7 separate regions of the Homo sapiens genome follow, and all the other regions are linked to region 1. Evidence: chromatin loops called from intact Hi-C (ENCODE). Cell type or tissue: heart right ventricle. All regions are shown on one strand. Each heading gives the region's core, and the rest is flanking DNA. Links, peaks and the distances in the headings are about the cores only.

What was found. A loop is a pair of places that touch in the nucleus more often than their neighbours do. Peaks named below come from ENCODE experiments on the same cell type or tissue, not always from the same donor. Only the 100,000 strongest peaks of a DNase experiment are listed, where the experiment ranks them.
Region 2: a loop joins it to region 1, with 5 times the contacts of the local background. A loop is called at or near these places in 65 of 110 quality-filtered maps.
Region 3: it touches region 1 in a loop (6-fold over the local background); 76 of 110 quality-filtered maps call a loop at or near these places.
Region 4: a loop joins it to region 1, with 2.9 times the contacts of the local background. A loop is called at or near these places in 15 of 110 quality-filtered maps.
Region 5: it touches region 1 in a loop (8-fold over the local background); 25 of 110 quality-filtered maps call a loop at or near these places.
Region 6: it touches region 1 in a loop (13-fold over the local background); 105 of 110 quality-filtered maps call a loop at or near these places.
Region 7: a loop joins it to region 1, with 16 times the contacts of the local background. A loop is called at or near these places in 110 of 110 quality-filtered maps.

Annotation. Positions count from the first base shown.
Region 1 is chr6:125,312,221-125,316,834 of GRCh38, reverse strand. No RefSeq gene overlaps it. Among named protein-coding and RNA genes, the nearest start is that of HDDC2, 13 kb to the right of the region's middle. In heart right ventricle, for the core only: CTCF peaks have their summits at 2,350 and 2,550; a DNase peak (open chromatin) is centred at 2,534; H3K27ac peaks cover 535 bases.
Region 2 is chr6:125,971,809-125,976,422 of GRCh38, reverse strand. It overlaps HINT3 (histidine triad nucleotide binding protein 3), which reads right to left. Exons shown (of 5, transcript NM_138571.5): 3 at 4,095-4,164; 4 at 1,450-1,576. Among named protein-coding and RNA genes, the nearest start is that of TRMT11, 12 kb to the left of the region's middle. In heart right ventricle, for the core only: a CTCF peak has its summit at 1,975 (motif pointing right); no DNase peak of the experiment used is centred there.
Region 3 is chr6:125,965,413-125,970,026 of GRCh38, reverse strand. It overlaps HINT3 (histidine triad nucleotide binding protein 3), which reads right to left. Exons shown (of 5, transcript NM_138571.5): 2 at 3,023-3,140. Among named protein-coding and RNA genes, the nearest start is that of HINT3, 11 kb to the right of the region's middle. In heart right ventricle, for the core only: no CTCF peak of the experiment used is centred there; no DNase peak of the experiment used is centred there.
Region 4 is chr6:125,582,297-125,586,910 of GRCh38, reverse strand. All of the region lies in intron 4 of HEY2-AS1 (HEY2 antisense RNA 1), which reads left to right. Among named protein-coding and RNA genes, the nearest start is that of LINC02523, 90 kb to the left of the region's middle. In heart right ventricle, for the core only: a CTCF peak has its summit at 2,211; a DNase peak (open chromatin) is centred at 2,120; H3K27ac peaks cover 1,062 bases.
Region 5 is chr6:124,868,849-124,873,462 of GRCh38, reverse strand. No RefSeq gene overlaps it. Among named protein-coding and RNA genes, the nearest start is that of RNF217, 91 kb to the left of the region's middle. In heart right ventricle, for the core only: a CTCF peak has its summit at 2,659 (motif pointing left); no DNase peak of the experiment used is centred there.
Region 6 is chr6:125,768,003-125,772,616 of GRCh38, reverse strand. No RefSeq gene overlaps it. Among named protein-coding and RNA genes, the nearest start is that of TRE-CTC1-7, 10 kb to the left of the region's middle. RefSeq lists an enhancer at 886-1,808. In heart right ventricle, for the core only: a CTCF peak has its summit at 2,611 (motif pointing right); no DNase peak of the experiment used is centred there.
Region 7 is chr6:125,751,220-125,755,833 of GRCh38, reverse strand. It overlaps HEY2 (hes related family bHLH transcription factor with YRPW motif 2), which reads right to left. Exons shown (of 5, transcript NM_012259.3): 2 at 3,955-4,033; 3 at 3,744-3,827; 4 at 1,288-1,369. Among named protein-coding and RNA genes, the nearest start is that of HEY2, 3.9 kb to the right of the region's middle. In heart right ventricle, for the core only: a CTCF peak has its summit at 1,972 (motif pointing right); no DNase peak of the experiment used is centred there; H3K4me3 peaks cover 3,166 bases; H3K27ac peaks cover 4,000 bases.

The DNA of each region.
Region 1 (4,614 bases), core at 382-4,381:
GGTCCTTTGTTGGCTGGCTTGGCAGCTATGCCAGGAGCTGAATGGGCCACTGAGACTGAACTAGTTACGATGACTGCTCTGTCCTCTCAAACAACCAGAAGCCCTCCCCGTCTCTTAGCCCGGCCACACTGAGATGACAGCATGGATGTGGAGATGCTCCAGTTGCCCCCACCAATATGCTTCACCGAACTGCTTAATGGAAAATTCTGGCTTTCTGATGGTCACTCTCAAATTCAGGAAGAGCGCCAATCTCACCAGAAACTTGCAAAAGAATGTAGAAAAGCAAGATAAAAAGTAAATCACAAAAAAAACTGGTATGATGGTGTGCTAATCAATCTCACTGAAATCGCTTAGTGATTGTTAGCTAAATAGCTGAGAGGAGGGAGAATAAAAGATGAAAAAAAAAATCAGAAAAAATAAAAAATTTAAAAAAAGCTCCTGGAGACAGGCAGCCCAAAAGTCTGATCTGACCAATTTAGGTCATAGTGAATTTTTATTTGTTGGTTTTTGTCATATTAGATCTCCCAGAGTCTAGATTTTTAACTTTATATGCATCCCCTACTGACAGAGAGAAGGAAACTGAAGATTATGAAGCACGTAGGATAAAAAGATGATTAAATATAAAACAAGTTGCTTTCTCTTCTAACAGCTTTCTGCTCACCCAGACTTCTGGTTTTATTTAAAAAGCCACTGCCTTTGGAAACACATAGGGTCTTTTCAATAGGAAAAGATCAAATGATGTTAATCAGGCCATGAGGCCTAATGCTTTAATGCAACTGTCTCTTTACATTATACACATTCCAGCTCTATAAGGGGGAATGATTTTTATCCTAGAATTTCTTTTTTTCTCCTTCTTCTTTTCCTCCCCCTCCTCCTCCTTCTCTGTCTCTCGCTTTAAATCTTGTTTGACCAATCCGTACAGAATATGCTTGCTTCTATAATTCTTCCTTTCCAATCCCCAACAAGGAACAATCTATTGTGTCTTACAATGAAGAAAGACAAGATGATGGGACAATGCATCCCTCTTCTCTTTTCCACGTTCCTCGCATTTTTGGTTGCTCATTTTAGCCTACATTTCAATGCACTGCACGTAGCCCAGGCTTCTGTCTTCTCATCACCTTTTCTCCTCCTCAGCTATTGGTTCTGCCTGATGGATTCAGTTCCATTTAACTACAGATGTAAATGCATTTACAGCTGTTCTCAATAGCTTTTTTTGAGCCAGTCTTTTCTTCAAGAACACAACCATCATAGTTTGAATTCTGTGGCATGTTAAGCCTGAAGATGCAAATATTGAGGGGTTGGGGGAGAAGATGCGTAATAATTGTCTTCAGATATTTGACCTGCCACCCTGTTGATGTAGGATTAAACTTCTATAGGAATATAGAGCCATTGGAGCAGTGATTCTGAAAGAGGGGCATGTGGTAAGTAGAGTCACTTGGGGACTTCCTCAGGTTATAATTCCTTTCTCTGCTGAGATGCTCATGTGCCTGCTGTAGAGTGCCACTGTTACAATGGGAATGTGATCTATTTCCTAGGAGCATTAGGATGGAAAAATTGAGAGAACTAGAGAAGTGTGCTATAAATTCCACAAGATCAGGTAAACTACATATAACTTCCTCACCTTTTTATTTGTAAGCCCTCACAAGGACTGGCACATGGCAGATGCTCAAAAAAATCTTAAAGTATTGTCTTGTTTATGAATTAAAATTTAAAACTTCAGGGAAACAAATTTTGTTTTAATATAAGGATTATCTAATAATTTGAAGCATTGTCCAAGGTGAGTTGTCATGACAGACAGAAACTGGGGGTACTGGTATATCCATGGAGAGTTGACCCGATCTATGGGACTAACAGAAGGGCAGCCAGTTTGTCCCCAGGCCAAGAGAAAACCCTAACATGTTTTATTTCATGGCCGTGAAAAGATTCATGATTCGGAGGGTATAAAGAGATGCATCCTATCATATCATCAGTTTAAATCAGGGAAACAAATCCTTATGCCTTGCTTTCTGAGGATTCTATGTTAATTTGAACTACAGTTTATTAAATTCTAAATTTCAAATTTCTATGTATAACAATTTGGGGTTTATTACTAAGAATAATACTTGTACCTTTGAAAGTCTCTGAGTACTTGGGTCTCTTTCTCTAGAGCTCTACATGAATGCTGGTACATATCAGCACAAAGATGCCTTCTGCCTGCAGACAGCAAAACCTTTTAACCTCACCTCTTTGCCGTAGTAATTTGGAAACCAAATTTGGAAAAAGCTTGATAGTGGCGCACAACAAAGTCCAACATTTTCTTGAAACATTGGAAGTCTTTTGAGGTTTTGCCCTCTTCCTCTTCCTTTTTCCTGCTCCTTTGTAATTCTAAATGAAATTCATCATCCAAGGGAATGGGGTATGGTGATAACAATTTTTGATATCAATGTATTGCACAGTCATTTGCACTGAACATCTGTGGCCTATTATAAGGAAGTCATAAAGTGGGAAGCCTCCACCAGCGTTGATGTGAGGATATTTTGGTCAAGAGCGCCACCTCTCAGCAGCGAATCAAAGTGGCCCCCTGTGGGCCAAAATCAGAGGAACCATTGGCCAGCGGAAGAGTGAATAATCTAGTCACTAGTATTTTCTCACGGCTCTTCACCCAATTACCTTTTTATTAAACAGTGAGAAAGTGCCTGAGACTGTACATCGTGTCGGTTTTAGTGGAAGCACACGGGAGGTGGATAAATCTGGGCTCTGAAAAATAGCCCTGAGTGTTCTGTGTCAATAAAAATCTACTACTAAAAGACGGCAATGGAAAATTCTTAGCTACTTATTTTAAAATGTAGATCCTTACAGAGTAAAACAAGTCTTCAGACTTTATCGAGGTTAAGAATTATTCCTTAGCATTTTAGAGATCTTAGAGTTCTTCTAAGCCCTTTTGTTATAGGTGAGGAATGTGGGGTTCAGAGTGGTGCAATGACTTCTAAGACTCCCCTATTGACTCTCCAGCCACTGACTGCTGCCCTCAGGCCCTTTCTTTTGAACTCTTTTTTTTGGATTCCCAGGATTTTACAGCTTAGAGGGTACCAGAAAATTGAGACTAAATAAAAACTAATTGTGATATCTTAGACTGTATCTGAATAGAGATTTTATCTTTATACATTTGTTGCATGTGGCTAGTGCAAATAAAGTACAAATCTCTCTATCCATAACACACACAAAACACAGATGTTGATTTCTGGATAAACTTATGTAAATCACTACACATGTGTCTGAATTTATTCATGCAAAAATTTTGAAAAAGCAGTTTTAGATTCTCCTTTATAGGGAGCTTTAAAGTGATTTAAAATATACACCTGTACGTATTAATATGATTTGATGTTCATACGATATTTTCTAAGTAACTTGTCTTTGTTTTTTTTCCTGAGACAGGATCTCACTCTGTCACCCAGGCTGGAGTACAGTGGTGCGATCTCAACTTACTGCAACCTCCGCCTCCCGGTTCAAGCGATTCGCCTGCCTCTGCCTTGTGAGTAGCTGGGACTACAGGCATGCACCACCATGCGCAGCTAATTTTTGTATTTTTAGTGGAGATGGGGTTTTATCATGTTAGCCAGGCTGGTCTCAAACTCATAACCTCAAGTGATCCACCCACCTCGGCCTCCCAGTGCTGGGATTACAGGTGTGAGCCACTGCACCTGGCCACTTGCCTAACTTTTAACAGAGACTTTTGGAGATAATGTCATGTTCTGAGTGACATGGAGGAAATTTTACCTCATTTTTTTTTTTTTTTTTTTTTTTTTTTTACTGTGAAGTGGTATTGCTGTCACAGGAAAAAGGCAGTAGGCTAAGGATGAGAACACTTAGGTTCAAGTTCAGGGTCAGCCACTTAGTAGCTCTGTGGTTTAACCCAAGTCACTTAAACTCTCCTGGGGTGTGTGTGTCTGTGTCTGTGTGTGTGCATGTTAGAGGGCGGGTGTGGTAATAAGAAAATCTAAACTGCCTTTCTCATTGGATTGTTCTTAGCATCAAATTCAATAATGTACTTGAAACTTCTTTGAAACATAAATCAAGTTTAAGTTAGTATTACAATGGCCAGAGCATTTGCTCACCACCATGTAGCATGCCAAGTGGAGGCAGTGTATTTAAAGGTTAAAAGCCAAGTTCTTTGATCTGCCAGTTTGGATGGAATCCCAGCTTCACCACTCACTGGCTGTGTGACCTCTGGTGAGTGCTGAACCTGCCTAAGTTCAACATCCTGATGGAATACGAATGTAGTATTACACATATCTTGTTGGGTTGTTATAAGTACAGTGATGCATGCAAGACATGAAGTGGGAGGTCAAGCCCATAACACGTCAATGTTAGTTTGTCTTCACATTATGAGATTCCTGGCTCTTGCTTTTCCTGGGGTTCTGGGGGATAATCAGTCTAGGAGAGTTTGGCCTGTTAGCCTTTGAAACGTTTACTTAGATCTCCTTTACTTATTTACAGAGCTAAGACGTCACCTCAAATAACATAGGACAAATTAATGTGTCATGAAACAAAATCATCTTCAGCAAAGATTCAAGAGTTTGAGGGCTAAACCCGAGAATATATATTTTTTATTCTAACTTCCTCACTCTCATCTTC
Region 2 (4,614 bases), core at 375-4,374, 660 kb before region 1:
TTTTTATTATTTTTTGAGACAAGATCTCACTCTGTCACCCAGGCTGGAGTGGAGTGGCATGATCACTCACTACAGACTCAACATCCTGGGCTCAAGCGATCCTCCTATCTCAGCCTCCCAAGTAGCTAAGACTACAGGCATGCACCACCATACCCAGCTAATTTTTGTATTTTTATATTATTTAAATGAAATCATCTGGGCAACAAGTTGAAGACAGGGATAATATGTTTGAAATATGAAGTTTCTAGAAATCAGACACTTTTTAAATTTTTCTGTACTATGACTAGAATAATACCATTCATTAACTAATGATAAATAAATACTATTGGATGATTATTCAGATATGGCAACTACAGATCACTTTGTCATCATGGACACATAAAATAACACCCTGGTAAATTAGTGGTCAATTGGCCTTAGAGGGACCCCAGAGTCACTTAATATCTAAGGGCTGACTTTCAGACCACAGGTGTATAAACAGCTGAACTCTACTCCACTTTTGCTTTGGAAAAGCAGAATGCTGTAATTTTTTAGACTCAAAACTTCAGGCCAGGCACAGTGGCTCACACCTGTAATCCCAGCACTTTGGGACACCAAGGCGGGTGGATCATGAGGTCAGGAGATAGAGACCAGCCTGGCCAACATGGTGAAACCCCATCTCTAATAAAAATACAAAAATTAGCTGGGCATGGTGGCATGCACCTGTAGTCCCAGCTACTTGGGAGGCTGAGGCAAGAGAATAGCTTGAACCCGGGAGGCGGAGGTTGCAGTGAGCCAAGATTGCACTACTGCACTCCAGCTTGGTGACAGAGTGAGACTGTCTCAAAAAAAAAAAAAACAACTCTTCAGCCACAGATCTGATAGGTGATGCTACTACTACAACTCTTTTCTAAGGAATTTGAACTATCAAAAACTACAAAAACTCAATTTCTACAATGATGTTGATGATACAATAGAGGTAGCAGGTAACATTTCCTGACACTTACTATTTGCAAGGTACTGTTTTAAGTGCTTTTCACATAAGTTACCTCATCAACTCTCTTATCAACCCTAGGTATAGGCACTGTTACCTATATGCAGGTAATAGATAAAGACCTTGAGCCTTAAAAAATGTAAGTAACTTTCACATGGACCCTCAAGCAAGCACTGCAGCCAGAATTTGAATCCAGATCTGACTCCAGAGTCAGAACTCTGAATACCATGGTTCTTCTATATCGTATCTGCTACTTGCAATGGGGAAGATTTAGCCATAGCTTCTCTTCCTACAGACTGATGATCTTCAAAATCCCCCAAATTAAAAATATTATTTTGGATATGTGCAAGCAGTATGTTAAAACAGGTAATCAAGTCTATGAGAGCTGTAAGTGCCTACTGTTGAGAAGAAAAAACTACAATGAAAAGGATATTTTAAATATTTTTGTATGCTGCTGACATAACAAGAATACTCACTGTGATAAACCAATAGGAATTGACTCTATAAACCAACTTGGATAAGAAGCCAAGCTGATCCACTGGTGCCAGAACATGAAGGTGCAAGTGGGAAATGGAACAGAATGGTGGCATATGAAAACCCATCCTAAAATAGAAAGTAAAGAGATGATTGACAAACCAGTTCTAAAATAAAGTCATTTTTCAGGTGAAAACACATAAATTTTAATGAGATCCAAAATAAGTACCTAAGGTAAATAGACTGTCACAAATCTCATTAATGTTTCTCTTTATGCACTTCAGAGGATTCACACACTTCCTCTTCTTTTCATGTTGAAGTTCGTAGTAACATAAGCTCATCATCAAGGAAGGCCTTAACAGCATATTACGCCTCAATATAATCTTTATGAATTCTGAGTTGGCATAATGTCTTATCACTTCAGTCTTTATCATCGTAAGCTTTCATTCTCTTAAAATATGCTCTTGCAATGAATTTTTAAAAACATCACTGGACACTCAAGTAGTCGTGTTCCTTTATTCAATACATAGCCAGTAGATGGCACACTTTTTCCTTTAATAAAGTACTCAGACATTTCCCACCAAACCAACAATATTTCAGTAGTGAGATTAATTATGTCATCATAAAAAACTTTCGTCATCACCCAGGTTTCTTGTTTAATACTTAAAATAAGTTAGATGATAATGATAATTATGTGCTTCCTAAAAGATACACAAGAATTCCTTTAAATGGTTACAAAGTTTTTAAAATATGATTTAAACTCTTAAAAATAAGCTTACAAAAATTTTTGCAAGTCCACCTATGCTCAGCAGAGCAACACACACCTGTAACAATAATCAAAGCCTAGAAATATTTGCCTGTTCAAGGTATCAGTGAGTGGAAGTGTGGAAAGGAGGCATAGAAGTGCTATACTGCAGCAGTGATCCTCTGGGACTAGCAATGTGGAGTCAGATATGCAGTACATACTTTAAAATTTCCACCACCACCTAGAAGAGGAGACTAGGTTTTCCTTCTGCCAAACAGTCATATAATGTAGAATCAAATAATCTAGAAGCTTGAAGCAACTCAAAGGTTCACTCAATCTTTTCATCTTAAAGATGGAGAAGCCATGATCCAGAAAGTTTAAAATATTCCCAAGGTCCCAAAGTTAGACAGTCGTGGAGCTGGAGTTGAGACTCAGGGCTCTCAATTCTTTGTCCAGTGTTCATTCTTCTAATAAGTATCCTATGACTGTGAAGGAAATGTGTGGCTTCTGGCCAAAGGGTCTCAAACACCATTTGTTCCTTGTCATTATCACACTTGGTAATACTTAACAGTTTTTGGAGGATTTTTCACACAGAGAATCTCATTTGCACCTACCAGCAGGCAGAGCAGGTATTATCTTGGAGAGGCTAAATGGCATGTCTAAACTAATACAGACAGTGTACGTAGAGTACACCACAAGTAGCATGGATGGCATTAGAATTCAAGTCTATTCTGAATTCTAGGTCAAAAGTGTTAGAAGTAATCTCCATTATACCTGCTTGGGTCACAGAAGCAAAATTGGAAACCTTTTAAAAAGAAAAACATTACTTAGACAAATTAAAACATTTGAAAAGGCCCGGCGCAGTGGCTCACGCCTGTAATCCCAGCATTTTGAGAGGCCAAGGCGGGCGGATCACTTGATGTCAGGAGTTCGAGACCAGCCTGGCCAACATAGCAAAACCCTGTCTCTACTATAAGAAATACAAAAGCTAGCCAGGCATGGTGGCATGCACACACAATCCCAGCTACGTGGAAGGCTGAGGCAGGAGAATCACTTGAACTCCGGAGGCAGAGGTTGCAGTGAGCCAAGATCGCACCACTGCACTCCAGCCTGGGGGACAGTGCAAGACTCCGTCTCAAAAAAAAAAAAAAAAAAAAAAAAAAAAGTTGAAAAATTGAACATCATGTGCTTACGCCAGAGTTCAGCAGACAACAAATTCAAGTTAATTTCACGTTAGAATTATAATCATGTGTTTTTAAATCATATAAAATTTTTCTAAGAAAATTCAACTTGCATACAGTTTTATAGGAATGCCCATATTGAACAAAGAAAAGTAGATTTGCTGGGTGTGGTGACTCACACCTGTAATCCCAGAACTTGTGTGAGGCTGAGGCAGGAGAATCACTTGAGCCCAGGAGTTTGAGACAAGCCTGGGCAACATAGGGAGACCCTGTCTCTACCTAAAAAATTTTAAAATTAGCCGGGTGTGGCAGTACTTGCCTGTGGTCCCAGCTACTCTGGAGGCTGAGGTAGAAGGATACTCAGTCTGGGAGGTTGAGGCTGCAATGAGCCATGATCACACCACTGCACTCTAGCCTGGGCAACACAGTGAGATCCTATCTCAAAAATTTTTTTTTAAAAAGTAGACTTGTAACTATTTTACCTACCCACTGCCCATATAGACTTGTCTGTCCAAACTTCAAGTGGAAATTATTGGAAGATATTGAGACACAAGAGGAAGTTTTATTACATTTATACTACCAATGAACTATATTCTCACTTTCAGGAAAACTACATTTAAACCACAAACTGCCACCTCTGTTTCCATTTTCCATGGAGAAATGACATTTTGAAAAACGTCAATAATGTATAATATTGGTTTCCATCTGGAAGTATACACACCTCACATTCGTGAAGTCAGTGAAATTATTTCTTTCAAGAATGGTTTTTCCAACAGTTACCATGTTCTCAACTGTAAAACAGAAAAGACACAACATTACACTAGAGGAGACATTAAGGTCACAAATTGCCATTGATCTTCACTCTTGTCCTATCAAATGGGTAAACATTTAAAGACACATTCAGGCCAGGCACAGTGGCTCACCCCTGTAATCCCAACACTTTGGGAGGAGGATCACTTGAGCCTAGGAGTTTGAGACCAGCCTGGGCAAAAAGGTAAGACCTCGTCTCTAAAAAACATTTTTTAAAAAGTAGCTGGGTGGCCAGGCGCAGTGGCTCATGCCTGTAATCCCAGCACTTTGGGAGGCCGAGGCAGGCGGATCACGAGGTCAGGAGATCGAGACCATCCTGGCCAACATGGTGAAACCCCCATCTCAACTAAAATACAAAAAAAATTAGCCGGGCGTGGTGGTGCACACCTGTAGTCCCAGCTACTCGGGAGGCTGAGGCAAGAGAATCACTT
Region 3 (4,614 bases), core at 242-4,241, 650 kb before region 1:
AAGCCTTTCCAGATTTCAGAAGTCCTAGCCAGAGCAATCAGGCAAGAGAAAGAAATAAAAGGCATCCAAATAGGAAAAGGAGTCAAACTATCTCTCTTCACCAACAATCTGAGTCCATACCTAGAAAACCCTGAAGACTCCACCAACAGGATCCTGGAACTGATAAACTACTTTAGTAAAGTTTCGGGATACAAATTCAATGTACAAAAATCAGTAGCATTTCCAAACACAACACTCAAACTGACAGTCTAAATCAAGAACACAATCCCATTTACAATAGCCACACACACACAAAAATACGTAGGAATACAGCTAGTCAAGGAGGTGAAAGATCTCTACGAGGAGAACTATAAAATGCTGCTGAAAGAAATCATAGATGATACAAACAAATGAAAAAACATTCTATGCTCGTGGACTGGAAGAATCAATATTGTTAAAAAGGCCATACTGCCCAAAGTAATCTATGGATTCAACACTACCAACATCATTTTTCACACAACTAGAGAAAACTATCCTAAAATTCATATGAAACCAAAAAACCCAAGTAGCCAAGACAATCCTAAGCAAAAAGAACAATGCTAGAGGCATCACGTTACCCAACTTCAAACTATACTATAAGTCTATATAACCAAAACAGCATGATAGTGGTACAAAAACAGACACACAGACCAACAGAACATAACAGAAAACCCAGAAATAAAGCCACATACCTGCAGCCATCTGATCTTCAACAAAGTTGACAAATATAAGAAATGGGAAAATACGCCATATTCAGTTAAATGGTGTTGAGATAGCTGGTTATCTATATGGAGAAGAATAAAACTGGACCCCTACCTTTCACCATATACAAATATTAACACAAGATGGATTAAAGATTTAAATGTAGGACCTCAAACTATAAGAATCCTAGAGGAAACCCTAGGAAACACCATTCTGGACATCAGCCTTGGGAAACAATTTATGACTAAGTCCTCAAGAGCAACGCAATAAAAACACAAATTGACAAGTAGGACCAAATTAAAGAGCCTCTGCACAGCAAAAGAAACTATCAACAGAGTAAATGGATAACCTACAGAATGGGAAAAAGTATTTGCAAACTATGCATCTGACAAAGGTGCAATATCCCGGATCTGTAAATAAATTATTAAACAATTAAACAACCAAAAATCACCATGAAACAATGGGCAAAAGACATAAACGGACACTTCTCAAAAGAAGACATACAAGAGGACAAAAAAATATGAAAAAAATGCTCCACATCACTAATCATCAGGAAATGCAAATCAAACCCACAATAAGATACTATTTCAACACCAATCAGAATGGCTATTTTTAAAAAGTAAAAAAATAACAGATGCTGGTAAGGCAGAAGAGAAAACATAACACTTACATGCTGTTGATGAGAATGTAAATTAGTTCAGCCACTGTGGAAAGCAGTTTGGAGATTTCTCAAAAAAATTAAAATAGAACTACCATTCGACCCAGCAATCCCATTACTGAGTATATATCCAAAAGAAAACAAATTATCCTACCAAAAAGACACATGCACTTGTATGTGAGTCACAGCACTATTCACAACAGCAAAGGCATGGAATCAACCTAGGTGCCCATCAGCAGTAGACTAGATAAAGAAGATGTGGTACATATATACCATGTAATACTATGCAGCTATAAAAAAGAATGAAGTCATCTCCTTTGCAGCAGCATGGATGCAGCTGGTGGCGATTATTCTAAATGAATTACACAGGAACAGAAAACCAAACACTCTGTGTTCCCACTTATAAGGAGAGGGTAAACACTGGGTACTCATGGACAAAAAGATGGCAACAATAGACACTGGGGACAACTAAAAGTGGGAGAGAGAAATGGGGGCAAGAGGTGAAAACCTAACTGTTGGGTACTATGCTCACTACCTGGGTCACAGATCATTTGTATCCCAAACCTCAGCACCACACAATATACCCACGTAATAAACCTGCTCATGTACCATCAAATCTAAAATAAAAGTTTTATCTAAATCTTCAAATCTAAACCGTCAAATCTAAAATAAAAAATTATCTTTTTTAAAGGCAGATTTGAAGTAAGCTTAGAAATGTCTTAGAAAATGATAGGTGACAAGCCACAGAAGGCATGAGTAGGAAAATGAGCAATCATCCTTAATAGACAAGATTCAGAATCTCCTTTTCAGAAGCTAGAAGTTCATCACTAAAAACTCATAATTAAATTTTGGTGCTAATTCATCTTCACAGGATACTATAAGGCAGGTACCAACATGATCTCACCATAAGGCAATATGAGCTCATTTGTCATATCGTAACTTGTTTGTTTATAATTTTTCATAGCACCTTTCATTTCAGAGTCAAGAAAGTCCATCATTTAAAAAGTCATAGAAATAGGCCAGGCACGGTGGCTCACACCTGTAATCCCAGCACTTTGGGAGGCCTAGGTGGGTGGATCACCTGAGGTCAGGAGTTCAAGACCAGCCTGGCCAACATGGTGAAACTCCGTCTCTACTAAAAATACAAAAATTAGCCAGACATTGTGGCGCATGCCTGTAAACCCAGCTACTTGGAAGGCTGAGGCAGGAGAATTACTTGAACCTAGGAGGCAGAGGCCGCAGTGAGCCGAGATTGCACCACCGCACTCCAGCCTGGGTGACTGAACAAGATTCTGTCTCAAAAAAAAAAAAAAAAAAAAAAAGTCATAAAAATATATTATCTTTTGGACAGTTTAAATGTTAAATAGCATGATGTCTGGTTTATGCTTCACAATCACTGTGGGAAAAGGTTAATGTATTTTTTAAAATTGTCCATGAGTTCCTAAATGTGGAGGCTGCATAATGAATACACGAGTATTATACTATTTTTTAATGAATTTAAAATTCTTTATAGTGAAAATTTCAAAAAGTCATAATGCTCCTTTTTCACAGTACTTAACTAGACTTTTTCTTTTTAATCTTCACTGCCATCACTGATACCAACTGAAAATGATATAAACATGAAGAATACTGCCATCATCTTACCCAGTTCTACTTGATCTTTCCTTAGAGTTCTGCAGTTTCCAATATGCTTCTTTGGCACCACAAGATAATGATGAGTTGCTGCTGGTTTGATATCTTTGAAGCAAATTAGGTCCTCATTCTAAAGGAAAAAACATTTGTTAGTGAATTTTTAAAAAGAATTTCTTAATGCTGTTCTGGCATGACTTAAATATCATTAATCTCAGTCTGACAGGGAAATGATACTTATGTTACACCTAACCCCCACTGGGCAATTTTATAATTACGCATTAAGTTCATAACACTTCCTTCATGAGATGCTTATTGATTCCAGAGAATAAAAAAGACACATAAAATCAATTTTGGGGAAACAATTATGAGTAAAGTTCACTAAAATTTCATTACCAATAATCTCAGAGTTTATTATTTCATTACACATTTCTCTATCCCTACCCTAAAGTTTTTTACCTTGACACATATTTTTAAAGGTTTGGCTACAGAATCACAACAAGATAGATAAATTCCTTTCTACATTTAATTTTTTTCCCAACGTAGCATTTTCCTCAATTATAAAAAGAACACCAGCTAGCATTTACATGTCCAGGGATTGCATTTTTTAAACACTTTTTAAAGCAATTATATCCAAAGACTTTTTTACTTGCCACTTTACAGTATTAAAAAGACTGAAATGCTGAAACAAATTCCAGTATATTGTACTAATTTATGGGACCACTACACTACATGTATGGCATCAGTTTTCTGGTTTACATTACCCCACACAGTAATCTACAGAAAAAAGAAAAGGAAAGGAAGAGCGTGTTTCAACCTATTAACATTTGAATTTCGAACTTTCCTAAAAGAAAATTTATATTCACTAAATAACCATATTAAATATCTGATAGTGAATATCTTATTCAGTATCTTATACTGATTTTAATTTTTACTTTACATTAAATAAAAATTAATTAAAATCAGTGTAAGCAGAGTTTCCCTTAGAAAAAATCCATGAATGCAATGCTGCTCAATAGTTCTCTGTTCCAAGAGCCAAAATTCAATTCAAACAAGTGCGTCATATCCATTCCAGTAATCCTGGTTATCCTAAGATAACAAACATGATAATTATATATCAATTTTAATCCATTTCTATCATTTTTATTATGGTTTTTCTGTCTAGTATTAAAATTAAAAATTGATATCCATGGAATGTTTTAGAAAAGGATAAGGTCAAGGACTACACTGTTTTTTATTGTTTAAAATTTTCCTTTTTTCCTTTCTTTCAGACAGGGTCTCTCTCTGTAGCCCAGGCTGGAATGCAGTGGCACAATAATGGCTCACTGCAGCCTCGATCTCCTGAGCTCAGTTGATCCTCCCACCTCAGCCTCCCAAGTAGCTGGGATGCACATCACCATGCCAGGCTATATATATATATTTGTAGAGATGGAGTCTCCCTATGTTATCCAGGCAGGTCTCAAACTCCTGGACTCAAGCGATCCTCCTGCCTCAGTCTCCCAAAGTGCTGGGATTACCATTATTTCTTTAATACTTCCAGCTCAGAAACAATTAAAATTGGGGGTTAAATCTAGTACAAGAAAATTGCCACAATCCTACTTCCCAGA
Region 4 (4,614 bases), core at 421-4,420, 270 kb before region 1:
GAAACTCTCTGACCTATCAGGTCATTAAGAGCCTGGTTCCAGCAGGGTCCTGCTCCATACCCAGGAGGAAGGAATGCTGCACAGAGAGGCCAGGAATTACCTGAAGAGACAGGCCTTGTTGGTTTCCTCCCTTCATTCTATTATCCTTAGATCATACCTTTTTGGTCCAATCACATTTCTACAAGACTGTCCCTTCTTTATTGAACTGAAGCATAAAAACAATTTCCTCTAGGTCTTCGCATCTTCTCTTCTGAAGGCTCTCATGTCATGTAAAACTTTTATTAAATAAATGCATTATGCTTTTTTCTTGTTTACCTGTCTTTTGTTATAGGAGTGTTGGTCGTGATCCTGTGATGGATGAGAAAATATATTCCACCTTTCTGTTCTGCCAAAACAAAGAATAATTTGAAGCTCAGGAGACTGTTTTTCTTGTGACTGGTGAGCAGGCAGCCCTTTAGCTCTATCTGCTCAGGACCCACGTGTGTATACCTGAGACTGGTTCAGAAGGGCACAGCATCATCAGGACAGGGGTCTCTGGGCTGCCAGCTTTCAATGGGCAGGCGATCCATGAGTGGCTCTTATCAGGACAGGATTGCGTTCTGAAAACCTCAGGGCCTAGCAGTGTCTGACTCAATGTAGGTGCTCACTAAATGTTTATTGAGTGACTAATGAGTGGAGAAGCTGGCTAAGGTCATGACTACACATCACTAAACATTTAAAAGAAAGAACAAAATACAGAAATGTGATGAACAATTTCCTATTCAGATACCTGGAGAGTTAACATTTTAAAGACTACATGATCTGAAAGACTACTTCTGGTGCCCAAATCCTGCAACTGTTTTTGAAATGGTAGACTGCGTTTTCTTCTTCTGAGAGATATTTAAGCATTTTGTGGTCATTCTTCGAGAGACCTGGGGAAGTACCAAGGCCTGAGAAGACGGCAGAAAGTTTCTTATTGGTAGAATTTGAACAGCAGGAGCAGCTGAATGTGTTTTTCTCCTGATACAACAGGGCTTTCTTGAGTTAAAAACTTGTTTTGAAGTGATCATAGACAACACATGTGATGAGAATGCTTTGTGTGTGTGTGTGCTACAGGGGTGGAAGAGGTTGTGGCATCATATGTGTGGAGTGCTACATGAAAGAAGTTTCAGATCACAGGTCCCGGTGCCTAGGGACATCCATTGTGGGCATGGACCTCAAGCCAAGGTACAGCACAGAGTACATGGCCTCTGCCCATGAGCAACATGTGCAGCCTCCAGCAACGTGCCACCCAGGTCATTGCACTTTATCACACTCCAAAATCGTGACCTCATAGGGCTGAGAGCTTTGACATTTGGTCAAGCGTACCTTTCTGGTCATTTGAAACTATGTCAGGTAAACAAAATATAACTTCTTCATTATCACTGGTGTTGTGGAGAGGACAAATGGGCAGGCAGGGAAGATCTCTATAAAGACTTAAAAACCCATAAGCCATTTTGGACATCAAACATCAGTTGCAAAGTACCACTTTGATGAGTTAAGAGTAAGTGAATGAGAACCAGATGGATTAAATTCCCCTTGAAATACACATTGGATTAAAAATTAAGAGAAGTCGTGCTAGATATATCGCATTGTTTCAACCACTAGCCAAAGTATTTAAAACAAAAGAGATATTTGACAATTTAGTGACAGTTCGCCCATCTCTAGATTCTGAATTTGAATTTGGCTGCATGAGTAGTTGGAGAGAAAGTTTTATGTACATGAAATAGAAAAATATTTCTTGGAATACCTACAGTAGACCAGAGGAAAAAAATACCTTCAATATGTATTTTATTTACTTGCTTAGGTAAATAAGTGAACATAAAATTCCACAGAAAATGTTTATCAAGTTACAAGTGGGTAGAAACGAACAGTTGCATGTGTGTACATATGAACTGGCCCAGGCACTTAATTAAAGATGCTTGATCATGTTTGACAGATCTTAATAGGTACTTAAAATGCGAACACACACACAAAGACATTTACACATCTGTGTGGCGCGTCCTGACCCTGACATGTTGATCAGCCCTTCAGAGAGTTGCTTTTCTTAGTGATTACTCACTGACATGTGACCCTCCACACAGGCTGCCTGTCCCGCTGTGACAGCAGGCAGGCCTGAGCTGCAGGCACTTGGAGAACAAGATCCCGGCATCTCAGTGCCCTCTGGCTTCCATGCATAAGCTGCTGAGTAAACAAAGGGACACGAATTTTATGCCGAATAGCTCAGTGGTGTTCCTGCAACAGGGTTTGCTCTGTTTATTTACTCGCAGTTCTGCAGAACTCCCTTGGGCATGTTTGAGGCGGAGGCTCTGGATGCCCAGACAGTCTGTCTAGAGGTAGGAATGGCTTCATGAAACACTATCACCCTCACTTGGGTCTTCTCTATGTCCTTGAAAGTGCTGTTCAGTCCTTTTCCTCAGAGGGTGTGTGCCAAGACAAATGTTCTAAGTGCAAGTTGTGAACCATCCAGATTTGTATTGAATTCACAGCTCACCATTTGCTATCTGAACTAGAAAAAGTGACTCATTTTTTGAACCTCAGTTTCCTCATCTAGGAAATGAGCTTAGCAATATGTCCTCACAGGTTAGTGGTGAGAGAACATGTGAAAAGTGCCTGGGATGTGGTCCTGCTCCAGACATGGATGCCATCCATTTTATTAAGTGGAATAATCTTTTTTTCCTTTGGTCAACAAACATGGTTGGCCAAAGTGAGTGAAGCAACCTCACTGTCATATCCTCTCTTTGGTCACTGAGACCAACATGGTAAATCCTAAAGTTATACTGAGCACAGCCCCTAGAGTCACATAGTTTTGACATCCCATCAACATTTCACTGGTTGCATGAGAACGTTTGCAGTCTCCCAGCACTCTTGAGGTTCACAGTCCAGGTCAGATGAAATTCACTGAGTCATTAAAAGGGGAAGTAAGAATAGGTTACCAATTTTTAGATTTAATTTTTTGATGATTCTTGTTTTATTAGCCCCATATATAAAATATAAATTTTTACATGGATATGACACTAAAAGCACACTGAAGGAAAAAAATAAATTGAACTACCTCAAAATTTAAAACTTCTGTGCATCAAAAGACACAAATCACATAAATGTGTATAAACACTATCCGTCAACTAAAAATAAAAAAAGGAGCTGGGCGCAGTGGCTCACGCCTATAATCCCAACACTTTGGGAGGCCAAGGTGGGCAGATCACCTGAGGTCAAGGAGTTCGAAACCAGCGTGGCCAACATGGCGAAACCCTGTCTCTACTAAAAATACAAAAATTATCTGGGCGCAGTTGTGGGCACCTGTAATTCCAGCTACTCGGAAGGCTGAGGCAGGAGAATGGCTTGAACATGGGAGGCGGAGGTTGCAGTAAGCAGAGATTGCACCATTGCACTCCAGCCTGGGCGACAGAGCGAGACTCCGTCTCAAAAAAAAAAAAAAAAGGAAAAAAAAAAGACACAATCAACTGTGTGAAAAGGCAACCCACAGAATGGGAGAAAATTTGCAAATCATATATATATCTCTGATAAGGAGTTAATATCCAAAATATATAAAGAATTCCTACAACTCAGCAACAAAGCTAGCAACTGAATTAAAAAGTGGTAAATGACTTGAAAAGACATGTTCCCAGAGAAGATATACAAATAAACATATAAAAATATGCTTAACATCATTAATCATTAGAGAAATGCAAATCAGAACACAATGAGATATCACTTCACACCCATTAGGATGGTTATCAAAAAACAGAAAATAACAAGTGTTAGGATGTGGAGAAACTGCAACCCTTGTACACTGTTGATGGGCATGTAAAAACGTGTAATGGCTATGGAAAACAGTATGGTAGTTTCTCAAAAAATTAAAAAGGGAATTACCAGTAATTCCACTTCTGGGTAGGTACCAAAAATAATTAAAAGTGGGGTCTGGAAGCTATTTTTACAACCATGTTCATAACAGCATTATTCATAATAGCTAACAAGTATCCATGGACAGATGAATGGATAAACAAAATATGGTATATGCATACAATGGAATATTATCCAGCTTTGAAAAGGAAGGAAATTCCTACACATGCTACAACACGGATGAACTTTGAGGACATTATGATAAATGCAATCAGCTAGTCACAAAAGGACAAATACTGTATGATTCCACCAATATGAGGCCCCTAGAGTGGTCAAATTCGCAGAGACAGAAAGGAGAATGGTAGTTGCCAGGAACTGGGGGAGAAGGGGGAATAGGAAGTCATTGTTTAATGGGTATACAGTTTTAGTTTTGCAAGATAAAAGAGTCCTGGAGATTGGGTGCAAAATAATGTAAATGTATTTAACACTACTGAACTGTACACTTAAAAAGATCAAGATGGTAAATTTCATGTTATATGTATTTTACCCAATTTAAAAAATCAGTTTATACAAGAGAGATTCTAGTGCCCTCATGGAAGTGTCTTTGCTAAAAAGCGATGAACCTCAAAAAATATGAATACTCAGAAAAAAATATGAATACTCAACCTTAAGAAAAAGCATTGAAAGTAATGTTAAATACCTGTTTTCAATGTGTTTCCAACATGTTGATATGGCAAGAAGTGAATCCAGTTC
Region 5 (4,614 bases), core at 273-4,272, 440 kb after region 1:
TGACAATGGATGTGAGATCTTTATTTTGGAAGACATTGGGAATTTGAGGTATCTGCAGAAAATTTCAGTATGATGCACAGTATTCAGTTATGTTTATGAACCTGGGCTTCAGGGGCGAGCAACACACTGGAAAGACCTAGAAGAAAACTAAAGCCCAGAAATGTGGTGGAAACTTTCCTGAAGTGAAGAACAGAGATTTACACCTACATGTCAGAAGGATTGATTTACAGACAACTAACTCAAGCCGAGCGTGGAGTAGATAGAAATCAGTATTAAAAGTATTTGTTTTTGCCCAGACTTTTAAGAGGACCATATGATAAGGTGTAGCCTAATGGTTCAGTTACATAAAAGCTTTTGATACACTGCAATAAATGAGCATCTTACCCTGAAAAGTAGATCATTAAAGTATAATTATTTTTAGAGAATAAATGAAATAAATTAGCTGCTTTGGAGGTAGTTACTAGGTTATTCTTGATAAGAGTAAGGAGCAAATTGCTAGAGTTAATGATGGTTGGTTTTAGGGAAGTGATCACTGGTCAACATAATTTCATTTTCAGTATTATTCAAACAGAATGAACGTTTTTGCAAGTAATGTCTGTTGAATTTTAAGCATTAAAGAATGAAAAGGATATATTTGCTCATTTATACATTAATATGCTGTATCAGTGTCAATACATTTAGAACTTTACTATTAATTTACTTCTACTTACTAGATTTTCTGTTTTGTAGGACAAAATCGTAGTAGGTAATGGTATAGGAATCTATCTAAAATAATGGGGCTGGAGATTGTGATGTATAGATTAGTCAGATTAGCAGGGTTGGAACATAGACACAATAAATTTGCTTAGGAGCTTGTTAAAATGTATGGAGAGTTGAAATCTTATGCAAATCATGTGTACACGAACCTTCTGTTTCAGAAGATTCTTGAGCAGTGAGGGGCAATGGTTAAGAATTCTAGTTTTGTGGTCAAACACATTTGCTTTGTTGAGCAGTAGCTGTGAGGTTTTGAGACAATTAAGTAGCCTCTCCATGCCTTCATGGGTAAGTGGAAGACAATAACAGGACGTATATTGAAGGATAATAATGAAGATTAAATTAACTATAGCCTGTGCTATACAATGCCTGATAGGCAGTTAGTGCTCCAAAAAGTTTTAGGTTTTGTTAGCATTTGACATTGCCTTGGTGCTATCATTATATAATCAACCATCAATCTATGTATGAGAAAGCCTTAATGTGGAAATCTTCTGATAGTTTTCTGTATGTGGTTTGTATATTTTTTTATTATTTATTTATTTATTTTTCGAGATGGAGTCTTGCTCTGTTGCCCAGGCTGGAGTGCAGTGGCGTGATCTCGGCTCACTGCAACCTCTGCCTCCCGGGTTCAAGCAATTCTCCTACCTCAGCCTCCCGAGTAGCTGGGACTACAGGCACGTGCCACCACCCCTGAGTTATTTTTATATTTTTAGTAGAGATGGGGTGTCACCATGTTGGCCAGGCTGGTCTCGAACTCCTGACCTCATGATCTGCCCGCCTTGGCCTCCCAAAGTGCTGGGATTACAGGCGTGAGCCACCGCACCCAGCCTGGTTTGTATTAAAGCGCAAACTTTAATGATAGAGGCTTTATAAAATTAGAAAAGAAGACAGTCATTTATATTGAGCAGCTGTGTTACAGGCACTGTGTAAGAAACTTGTACACATATATTATCTCATTTAATCTGCCCAACAGCCTTGTATAATAGTAATTATTCTTCTCATTAAAAAGTTAAGCAAAATTCTATGTTTCAAGTGTCACAGAGATAGTGACAGAGCCATTTTCAAATCCCCAGTCCCTCATTTTTACATCCTTATAGAAAATGTGATTAAGCCATAATATTGATTGAATGGAGATGAATTTTTTCTCTTCTTGGTGCTTCAGATAATGTAATTGACTGAAGTAGTACATGCTCTAACCCTTTACTCCTTCTCTTTTGTATGTAACTATGCTGGAATTAAGTTGTGAAATAATTATGGTTTTCATAGTTTCTGGTAATGTCTGAAAAATTACTAATATATAGATTGTGAGGTCTGAACTGATAAAATTAGAGAGAGAGAGAGAGAGAAGGAGAAAGATAAATATAGATATAGCTATTAAAAACAATAAGAATCAGTCAGATTTGACCGTAAATGGATAAAAGACTAATTCTGCCAAGAATCATAGAGATTCGACATTTGTATAGCCTTAGGAATGTGTCTGTAAATTTTAGCAACACAGAGAATTAGACTAGAAGAAAGTTGTAACAAAGGGAAAAATGACCCCATTCTTTACAAATTCTCAAACATTTTTATACACAAAAAGGCTATATTATCATACATAGGAAAAACTTACAAATACTTGTATGTATTTAAATATATCAGTGGACTTTTAAAAATAAACATGCCTCGAAAGCAAGCATTTCATGTTAATGGCATTAAAGGAGTTTATATTGAGTTTGGGACAAAAGATAAATTATTCCATATTTAAATCCTTGGATGATGGATCAGAATTTTTTGCTGTCTTCTTGAATTTATATAGTTTAGATATTTTTGGTTTAGAGTTTGTTTATACAGGTTCAAAAATTTGATCAAGTTTTAGCTTTAAGAAAGCTGGAGTTTGAATTCCAGGCTTAGAGCTCCCTCTTCTGCTTACTGGTAGATATGGGAAATCCTGGGTTTTTATCAATGAATTCCAAGATTATGTCAGAATTCCTACATCCATATTTTTACAATTAACTTTCTGAAACGTAGCTGGAATTTATTACTTTTGATAGTTAGTGATTAACCAGTTTACCTGAAAAACAATGTGTGATAACCAGGGGCAATTTGCATGTACCAGAAACCTCTAAAAAAATTCTTATATTTAGAAGACAAAATTTTAGGGGTCAAATGGAAACATCATAAGGATAGAAGAAAGAAGGAAGGTAATGTTATTAGGTAGTTATATGTTAAGCAAAGTACTATGTATTCCCCAGCCATTATCTCAAAGAGTTTAATGATTGCTGGTTTGACAAATGACAAAATTGAGGTACAAAGAGTTTAAGTGACTTTCCCAAGCTCATGTAGCTGGTAAATTCAGACATCAAGGTCCTGTCCTCTGTCCACTAATACACGAAGAACAGCAGTCAAGTGCAAAAAGAGTGTTGTAGAAAAGAGAAGAGTTTGTGACTTATTTATTTATTCAGTCACTCATTCAACAAACGTGATTAAATTTGTGGATTGTAGAGTATACATTGTTAAAATAGATTCTAATTTATAATATTTTAATGGGCAAATAGACTGAGTTATAAATACTGTTACATGTTACATAATCTCTTCATCGTTACAAGTACTAAAATTGTGTTCTTATTTGTGTTTTTCATGGTCAAAAGAGAGGGAAAGAAACAGAAAGACTAATTTTTATTTAGTGTCGACTATATGCTAAGTGTTTATGTATTTTGTTTATATTAGTTGTCACAGCAACTTCATGGTATTAGGCATTTACTTTTTTCTTTCTTCCTTTTTAAAAATTAATAGATGTTATTTCTTGGAGTGATTTTGGGTTCACAGCAAAATTGAGCAGAAGGTATATATATATACTCCCTCCCCCTACATATGTACAACCTTCCCCACTATCAACATCCTCCACCAAAATGGTACATTTGTTACAATTGATGAGCCTACATTGACACATAATCACTGGAAGTCCATAGTTTACGTTAGTGTTCACTCTTGGTATTGTACATTCTACGGGGTTGGCCAAATTTATAATGACATGTAATTACTATTATAGGATCATACAGAGTAGTTTCACTGTCCTAAAAAATGCATGTGCTCTGCCTACTCATTGTTTCCTGGCTTTTAATCCCTGGCAACTACTGATGTTTTTACTGTCTCCATAGTTTCATCTTTCCCCAGAATGTCATATATTTGGATTCATACAGCATGTAGCTCTTACAGATTGGTTTCTTTCACTGAGTAATATGAATTTAAGTTTCTTCCATGTCTTCCTATGGCTTGATACCTCATTTCTTTTTAATGCTGAATAATCTTCTGTTGTCTGGATGTACCAAAGTTTACCCACCCATCTACTGAAGGACATCTTAGTTGTTTCTAAGTTTTGGCAATTATGAATGAAGCTACTATAAACATCAATGTGCATATTTTTATATGGACATAAGCTTTCAATTTATTTGGGTAAATACCAAAGGGCACAATTGCTGGATCTTCAGGTAAAATTGTGTTTACTTTTGCAAGAAACTGCCAAACTGTCTTCCAAAGTGACTGCACCATTTTGCATTCCCATCAGCAATGAATGAGAGTTTCTGTTGTTCCACATCCTTACCAGCATTTAGTGTTGTCAGTGTAGGCACCGATTTTTAATTATCCTGATAGGATGGCCATACATCCTGGCTTGCCTCTGTCTCACAGTCTTGGTTAATCCTGTTGTGCTGGTTTAATTATTAACAGTACCCCTCTCCCCTATTTCACTCTTTGAAGAACCTTGATTCACAAAATGTATTATATGTCCTTCTAATTATCCACATGTTAAACTTGTGAAAACTAAGGTCCAGAAAAGTTAAGCAACTTGCCCAAGGTCACCAGTTTGTAAATTGTCAAGTA
Region 6 (4,614 bases), core at 165-4,164, 460 kb before region 1:
TATAGAATATATTCTATATTACATATAATAGAATATATTCTATATTACATATAATAGAATATATTCTATATTATATATAGAATAATATATAGAATAGCATAACATATATAATAGAATAATATATAGGATATGTTCTATATCATATATAGAATAATATAGAATAGCATAACATATATTATATATAGAATAATATATAGAATAGCATAGCATATATATAGCATTATATATGTAGACAGAAATGTAGAGCTGTCATTCATATAAGAATAGCATCGCCTGGCGCAGTGGCTCACGCCTGTAATCCCAGCACTTTGGGAGGCCGAGGCGGGCAGATCACGAGGTCAGGAGATTGAGACCATCCTGGCTAACACGGTGAAACCCCGTCTCTACTAAAAATACAAAAAAACTAGCCGGGCGAGGTGGCGGGTACCTGTAGTCCCAGCTGCTCGGGAGGCTGAGGCTGGAGAATGGGGTGAACCCGGTGGGTGAAGCCTGCAGTGAGCAGAGATCGCGCCACTGCACTCCAGGCTGGGCGACAGCAAGAACTCCGTCTCAAAAAAAAAAAAAAAAAAAAGAATAGCAGTATGATGGGCTCAGCCTGCATATAATTCTTTTCAAGTGAAGTCCTAGAAGTCTACTTCTTGGTTTAATTGATAAATACATATTATATATTTATATATTATATATATAATAGCATAACATATATAATGCTATGTTATATATTATATATAATGTTATAATACGCTATTCTATATATTATATATTATATAGAGAGAATAGCATATATATAATGCTGTTCTATATTAATTCAATATTGAATTAAAATGAAAAATAAAAATAAATGATAGGTAATGTTTGGGCCAACTCTTTGGGATTACGGCATGGAAGCGATAGTTAAGCAAAATTCCACTCCCCTCTATTGCCATAGTTTATAATGGTGCTTTTCCTTTTTTTTTTTTTTTTTTGTTGTTGTTTTTTATTGATCATTCTTGGGTGTTTCTCGCAGAAGGGGATTTGGCAGGGTCATAGGACAATAGTGGAGGGAAGGTCAGCAGATAAACATGTGAACAAAGGTCTCTGGTTTTCCTAGGCAGAGGACCCTGCGGCCTTCCGCGGTGTTTGTGTCCCTGGGTACTTGAGATTAGGGAGTGGTGATGACTCTTAACGAGCATGCTGCCTTCAAGCATCTGTTTAACAAAGCACATCTTGCACCGCCCTTAATCCATTTAACCCTGAGTGGACACAGCACATGTTTCAGAGAGCACAGGGTTGGGGGCAAGGTCATAGATCAACAGCATCCCAAGGCAGAAGAATCTTTCTTAGTACAGAACAAAATGGAGTCTCCTATGTCTACTTCTTTCTACACAGACACAGCAACAATCTGATTTCTCTATCTTTTCCCCACATTTCCCCCCTTTCTATTCCACAAAACCGCCATCGTCATCATGGCCCGTTCTCAATGAGCCGTTGGGTACACCTCCCAGACGGGGTGGCGGCCGGGCAGAGGGGCTCCTCACTTCCCAGCAGGGGCGGCCGGGCAGAGGCGCCCCCACCTCCCGGACGGGGCGGCTGGCCGGGCGGGGGCTGCCCCCCACCTCCCTCCCGGAGGGGGCGGCTGCCGGGCGGAGACGCTCCTCACTTCCCAGACGGGGTGGCTGCCGGGCGGAGGGGCTCCTCACTTCTCAGACGGGGCGGCTGCCGGGCGGAGGGGCTCCTCACTTCTCAGATGGGGCGGCCGGGCAGAGACGCTCCTCACCTCCCAGACAGGGTCGTGGCCGGGCAGAGGCGCTCCTCACATCCCAGACGGGGCGGCGGGGCAGAGGCTCTCCCCACATCTCAGACGATGGGCGGCTGGGCAGAGACGCTCCTCACTTCCTAGACGGGATGGCGGCCGGGAAGAGGTGCTCCTCATTTCCCAGACTGGGCAGCCGGGCAGAGGGGCTCCTCACATCCCAGACTATGGGCGGCCAGGCAGACGCTCCTTACTTCCCAGACGGGGTGGCGGCCGGGCAGAGACTGCAATCTCGGCACTTTGGGAGGCCAAGGCAGGCGGCTGGGAGGTGGAGGTTGTAGCTAGCCGAGATCACGCCACTGCACTCCAGCCTGGGCAACATTGAGCACTGAGTGAACGAGACTCTGTCTGCAATCCCGGTACCTCGGGAGGCCGAGGCTGGCAGATCACTCGCGGTTAGGAGCTGGAGACCAGCCTGGCCAACACAGCAAAACCCCGTCTCCACCAAAAAAATACGAAAACCAGTCAGGCGTGGCGGCGCGCGCCTGCAATCGCAGGCACTTGGCAGGCTGAGGCGGGAGAATCAGGCAGGGAGATTGCAGTGAGCCGAGATGGCAGCAGTACAGTCCAGCTTCGGCTCGGCATTTGAGGGAGACCGTGGAAAGAGAGGGAGAGGGAGACCGTGGGGAGAGGGAGACCATGGGGAGAGGGAGAGGGAGAGGGCTGCCACATGTTCTCATAAGTGGGAGCTGAATGATGAGAACACATGGACACATGGGGTTGAACAACACACACTCGCTTTTTCTGAAGTACAAAAGTTCCAGGTTGAACTTTCTGAAGTTGTTCTGAAAGCAGGTCGAAAATGGTAAATGTGAAAATAAACCACAAGGTGGCGTCCTAGTCTCATGTGTCTCATTCTGATTCTTTAATCAAGTAATCCCACTTTTGAAATGTTGAGGATTTTTTCCCTTTAGTTTCTTTCTTCTTGTCATCAATTGTGCTTTATTTTACTTGTATATGTATATGTATTGTGCTATCAGATTAAAGACTGGGGAAAGCCATTCAAATAAATTTAATGCAACAAGTATGCTGGTTCAGCATATGACGTTCATTCATTCCTTCCTCATTCCATCAGTCATGCATTCATGTATTCATTCATTTAACCAATGTCCAAAAATATTTGTTGAGCCTCTTTTCTGTGTCAGATAGACGCAGGGCAAGAGGTCCTGGAGACTCAATGATAAGCAGAAACATAGTCACTGTCATTTGCTTTGAGTGTGGTGGTGAAGATAGACAGTAATCATACAATCACAAATTTAAATTGTGACTGACAAAGCCTATGAGGAAGAAAGGAGAAATAGGTGGTTCATATAGTTCTACAGTGAGGTTTTGAACCAGTTGGAGATGTCAGAGGAGTGATCCATTTGTTGAGATCTGAAAGATAAAGATGAGTTGCCTAGGTAAGAAGGAGAGAAAGGAACATTCACACAGAAGGAACATGTGCAAGGCCTTGTAGCAGGAGGGAGCGAGGAGAATACCAGAGGCTGAAAGAAAGCCAGGAGGGCTGGATGGCAAGGCAGAGGTATCAGAGAGAGGTGAAGAGAGGCCTGGGAAGTAGGCAGTAGATGGATCTTGCATGGCCTCGTAGTGAGGTGAAGGATTTTGTCTTCACACTAAGAACATTAAGGAGCCACAGCAAGGAAGATGAAGTAGCAGCTCAAAACCCGTGCCCAGTCACGGGTGGTTCAGTAGTTTTATGAGTACTGTATATATGAAAGATCCTGCACTGAGTATTAGTGGCCCAACTCCGTTCACCTTTGTGTGATTTGCTTTTTGATAGTGAGGGACATCACTTGAAAACAGTAATGCAATTTTAATCTCATCTATGCTCACTATATTTTTTTCTTTTGAAGAAACATGACCCCATTGTATTTATTTTGAATCAGACTAAAAACCATTGCTTTTGAAGACAGGAAACATAAAGTGTGCTATCCTAACAAACAGATAGACCTATTTAGCTCATCCACAACAAAATAAAAACCCCTGGCACCTCGAATATACAAGATATAAAAGAAAATGTTGTTTGCTTTGTGGTCACTTCACCTCAGAAAGAATCAAGTACTAGAAATTAGGAGACCTGGATCATGTCACTGTGGGAAAGATGATCTAACGTGGCTATGCCTCCATTTTTCTCATCTGAGAAATGAAGCATAGTCTAGTTTATGTTCTTCTAACTCTGAAATTCTGCAAATCTGTGAATATATTCATAAAAATCAATATGTACATGTTATTCACTTAATGTAAAGAGAATGGATATTGGGGGACTACCTTGGTATATATTTGAATGAAAGTGTCTGAGTGGGAAAGCAGAAATTGTGTATAAGACCAAATGAGGCTAGGCGCGGTGGCTCATTCCTGTAATCCCAGCACTTTGGGAGGCTGAGGCAGGTTGATCACCTGAGATCAGGAGTTCAAGACCAGCCTGGCCAACATGGCAAAACTCTGTCTCTACTAAAAATACAAACAATTAGCCAGGCATGATGGTGGGTGCCTGTAATCCCCACTACTCAGGAGGCTGGGGCAGGAGAATTGCTTGAACCTGGGAGGTGGAGGTTGCAGTGAGCTGAGATCTCACCATTGGACTGCAGCCTGGGCTACAGAGCAAGACTCTGAATAAGAAAAAAAAAAAGACCAAATGAGACTTAATGTGGATATTAAAACATCTTTAATAAACTAAATTTGAATAAGCTGCACTATCATTTATTGATAATATACTATGTGTCAGGTCTTATGAACATTATCTCATGTAATCCTCAGAAAATCCTCAGAAAAAAAATTAGCCAGGTATGGTGGCCCACACCTATAGTCCCAGCTGCTAGGGAGGC
Region 7 (4,614 bases), core at 243-4,242, 440 kb before region 1:
GCAGTGGTCAAGCTAGGCTGGATCATTGGCTTCTGTGATTTAATCCAGTTATCTTTTCTATTATGTAAGAATGTTTGCATTTCATGCCATCATTCAGGATGGTTCCTTGAGAAGGTACAATCTGGGAAAAGTCAACCCATTGGGGCTTCTCTGTACAATGGTTACCCTCCCTCCCTACTAGACGCAGGAAAAAGATGGTTAAGATCAGGGCTGATGTTCTAGAGATCCTCAATGGTATGGCCATACAGGAGTTAAATATTGGTAACAGTTGCTTCCCTCCAATGTCCTGCCTCTGCCCTGATCTAGGACCCGTATACAGTGTAGTAAAAGGTTAATGCTGAGCACCGGGAGGCCTTCAGGATTTAGTTGGAGCCCTTAAATCCTTCTGATACCTTCTCCTTATTCAGTTGTTAAATATACTGAATAACACCCTTGGCTAAGGTGAATATCAAAGGATTCTTTGAAGGATGAAAAAGATTCAGAGGAACAAAATCAAGTCTGAGTTGTGATGTGTAAGTGGGATAATGAAATCTGAGTGAACTAGGATCTCAAGGCTGTTTTTAGCATGAGATGAGATCCTCTCTCACCACCTCGACAATTACTCCCTAAGTCACTATCCAGTACAGAGGACACCTCTCTAGGGCCCTGGACCTGGAGTGCCTGCTCCTGTTTGCTTTCCCCAAGAATGACTCTGCTCCATTAATGGCTTCTGGTGTAGAGACTTCCTACCTGCACTTCAACTGTTCTGTTTGGTCTAAATTCAAGACCAAGCAAAAATCTGAAAACAATAATGAAAATAACTCTAGAGTCAATTCCTTTGGAATAGCTGAATTATTTTCAGTCTTAGCCTTCATTTAATGAAGACAGAGGAGGAGAAGGAGTAGGAAGAAAGAAGCAGAAGGAGGAGAAAAGGATTACCTCTAACCTCCTGTTTATGTTTGGATGTTTGTGTGTTTGTTTTTTGTTCTTTCTGTACAGATTCCAGCATGCGCTTCTTAAGTCCTAAACAAATCTCTGACCAGGCTGCTGTGAATGAAGCTTTACTCCCACAGTATTATGAAAGCAAACACAAGCCCAGGGTCAAGTGCTTCTTTTGTTCCAAAAGTTCTTTCCCACGAGTTCAATCCTGCCATTAGCATTGATTTCCATGGCTTTAATCTGGGGCCTCCTATCTCAGCTTGTTAAAGAACTGTTCAGCTATGACTTCCTTACAATATTAGGGGGAATAACATGAAAAGAGAAAGGTAAAAAAGGCAAAAAAAAAAAAAAATGAAGTCATCTACTTACCTTTACCCCCTGTTGCCTGAAGCATCTTCAAATGATCCACTGTCATTTGCAATATTTCAGCTTTTTCTAACTTTGCAGATCCCTTCATAAATAAATAAATAAATAAATAATCCTATGTCCTACAGAAACTAATCTGAAACATTATACACTGAATTTAGCATTATGGCTTCAATTTCCCTCTCACTAGACAATCCCAACTTTTATTTTTTCACAGAAAACTTCGAATTCTTTCCAAACTTTACATGAAAGCACTAATTAATGTCATACCTAATGACAAGTATTTGCCATTTTAACTTTTAAAGACTAAAAGAAACTAGAATGACTTTTTTAAATCATAAGAATAATTATTCTCCTAAGATCACCACAGCAAAATGATTTCAGTTGTAAAAATCTCAAACTTTGCATTCAATCTGTGTCTTGGTTAATAATATGTTTTACTATGGGGCATCAATAGTCTTCTATAAAGCCAAAGTCTAGAGGAGTTGCATAACAACTCCAGAAGATAAGGAGATAGGATTTTAGCAATTGATTGTTAAATATTTTTAAAATAGAAAACTCCAATAAGTCCTTTCACAGGCCTACTAAGTCCTGAAATAAGGTATTCACACTAGAACCATATAATTGGATCTGCATTTCAAGCAGATCCAAAAATTTTAAAAAGGACGACTTTTAAGGTTTTTTTCCCCAATAATTACCAGCAGGTGTCACTGTGAATTTCTAAGCTCACAAACAAGAAGCAATAATTTACTGCTTACCTAGGAAGCATCATAAATGCTTAAGGATTTTTGAACCTTTTAAAATAGTTCTTAATAAAATTGTCTTGCAAATATATTTTTATGTCCCTGCTTTCAGAATAAGGAAACCTCTGGTAACCAATTGAAATACAAATGTGCCATTTCAAGCTGTCTCGGGGACTGTGGGTGGCTTCTCATTTCCTGGAAGAGCTAAATAATTACCAATATGTTCTCTTTTTTTTTCTTTTTTAAGGACACTAAGGTTTATTTCAGGTCCCTATGCTTTACTTGTTTTGTAAAAATTATCAGCACCACGTACGGTGAGAGTGCCAGAGTTACTTAACTGCTCTAAAGAACACTTTTCTAATCATATTGTGACAGGGCCAACTCACTTGGGTTGGTAGCCAAGCTCTGCAAATGGGAAAGCTTGTGTTTATGGTAACTAACTGCCAAACAACTGATGTTTGCTTTTAAGGTTTAAGTCAACATTTAAGAAAAAAAAAATCTAACAAACCAAGAAAAAAAATCAAACAGACTTCGCCTCATAACTGCAGACATTTCAGTACTTCCAAATTTTAAAAACATCATTGATTACTGACATTTTCACTTGAAGCCTATTTGGCACTGAAAATGCTACTAATCAAAACTACAATTTCCACATTATTTTTAGTTTATCAAACACAGTCTCTGCATATAGATTGGGTGTGCTTTTTGTCTTAAAAATGTATAATCAGTAGCATATTATGTTTTGTATTTGGTCAGCGTTTAATTTTTCCATGAAAATGGTACAAGCAGATTCAGTAAAGTCACTAATAATTGAAACTGCACTTTCTGGATAATTTCCAAGGACTTTGTAGGGCTTGTTTTATAATGTTTGCAGATTCATGAAGTAAACAAACAAAATGGAATAAACAAACAACTGTTGTCTTATTGGAATTAAACTGAAAGTATTTTCAACAAGGACATGCTGCCATATCCTTTGAAAGATACTCTTAGAAATCTGTGTCATTAACCACTGCGGCAGGGGGAGAGCCATGACTTCTAAAACCACAAAAGATTTAAACATTTGGCTTTCTACTTTTCTAAGTGTGCAAAATCTTTTTCTTTCTTTCTTTTTTTGTAAAGGAATAGGTAACTATGAAAAGGGGCATTTATGATTAACTTCATTTTTACCAAACTTCTAAAAAGATGACCCAAATCAAATGGCATTCTACCAACCCAGGGATTAAAAATGAAAGCAAATGGCTTGGTAAATAAATTTTAGTGGTATTATCATTTAGGAAATAGAGCTAGAGATGTTACTTCTTGGGCTCTGATTGTTTTTTAATTAAAAATATTACATTTTAAAAAAATTTTGAGAAAAAAATGGTTTTTTTTTTTTTTTTGAAGGATACGGTATACAGCACAGTTTTAAATAAAACCACTACTGGTATTCATAGAAAGAACAGAGAAAGCATGAACACTGTTACCCTTAAGGGGAAAATAAGCTAAAGAATGGAAATGTTTTTCAACTTCATGATGGATTATGTTTTTAATAGTTTTGCCACAACAAAGCATTTTATTGAAATAGCTGCTCTGTGCCAGATCAGGGCACATACACTATTATTTTAATGAGCTTTAACAAGAACCCACATTCCCAGATGAGCGAATCAGATTGTGTTTGAGCTTTTTTTTGGGGGGTGGCGGGGTGGGTGGGGGGATTCTGGGGAGGGGATAGCTTACTTGTTTTTCAAAAGCAGTTGGCACAAGTCTTCTCAACTCAGATAAACTGTTATTTATCCGATCCCGACGCCTTTTCTCTATAATCTATCCAAAAGAAGCAAACAACAAAAGTTTATGAATTCACAAATGATAAAATTACTCAAATGAAAAAATGTAACTGTTACACAATAGTATAAGTTACATGAAATAAAAAGGGGGAAAAATCACATACCCCTCTCCTTTTCTTTCTTGCCATAATCTGAGATGTTGTTGTTGGAGAATTCAATCTAATCACAGAGCTAGTACTTTGCCTATGAAATAAGAAGAGTATGTCAGGTGCTGCATTAACATAACAATAGTTTCTTCTGGGTACTTGTGGCACCCATTAAATATTCAGAGTGATTGCACAGTTCAAGTCTGTGTTATTTTATTCTTAGTTCTTGTTTCACTCTTAACGGACTTTGCTTTCAGCCCGGCTGTCTCTTTTCAGGTAAAAATTACGCCTTAATTTGTAATCCAGATGCTAACCCATTGGCCAAAATGTCCCACAATTTTTACTTGAAAGTCTCCCAGTGAAATAATTACCGGCAGTTGGGCTGAGAAGTTAGATATTAGCATTTCCTAGTTCCACTCATATATTTTAAAGTCAACTAATCTCAAATAGCTTTCCTTCTCCCTCCTGTCAGGCACACTGAACAAAATAATGCCACTTTTTCAAATCAGGGTTATGTTAAGCACCACTATCAAACAGATGTGCAGTCGTCATACGTCAAACTCTTGTCTCTAGGTGCAAACTTTAAAATAAATAGAAGTTATCTTACTGTTTCAAAACTTCAGTTAGTCATATATTGCAACAGGAAAAAATTGACAAACTTGATGTTTTGCATACTAA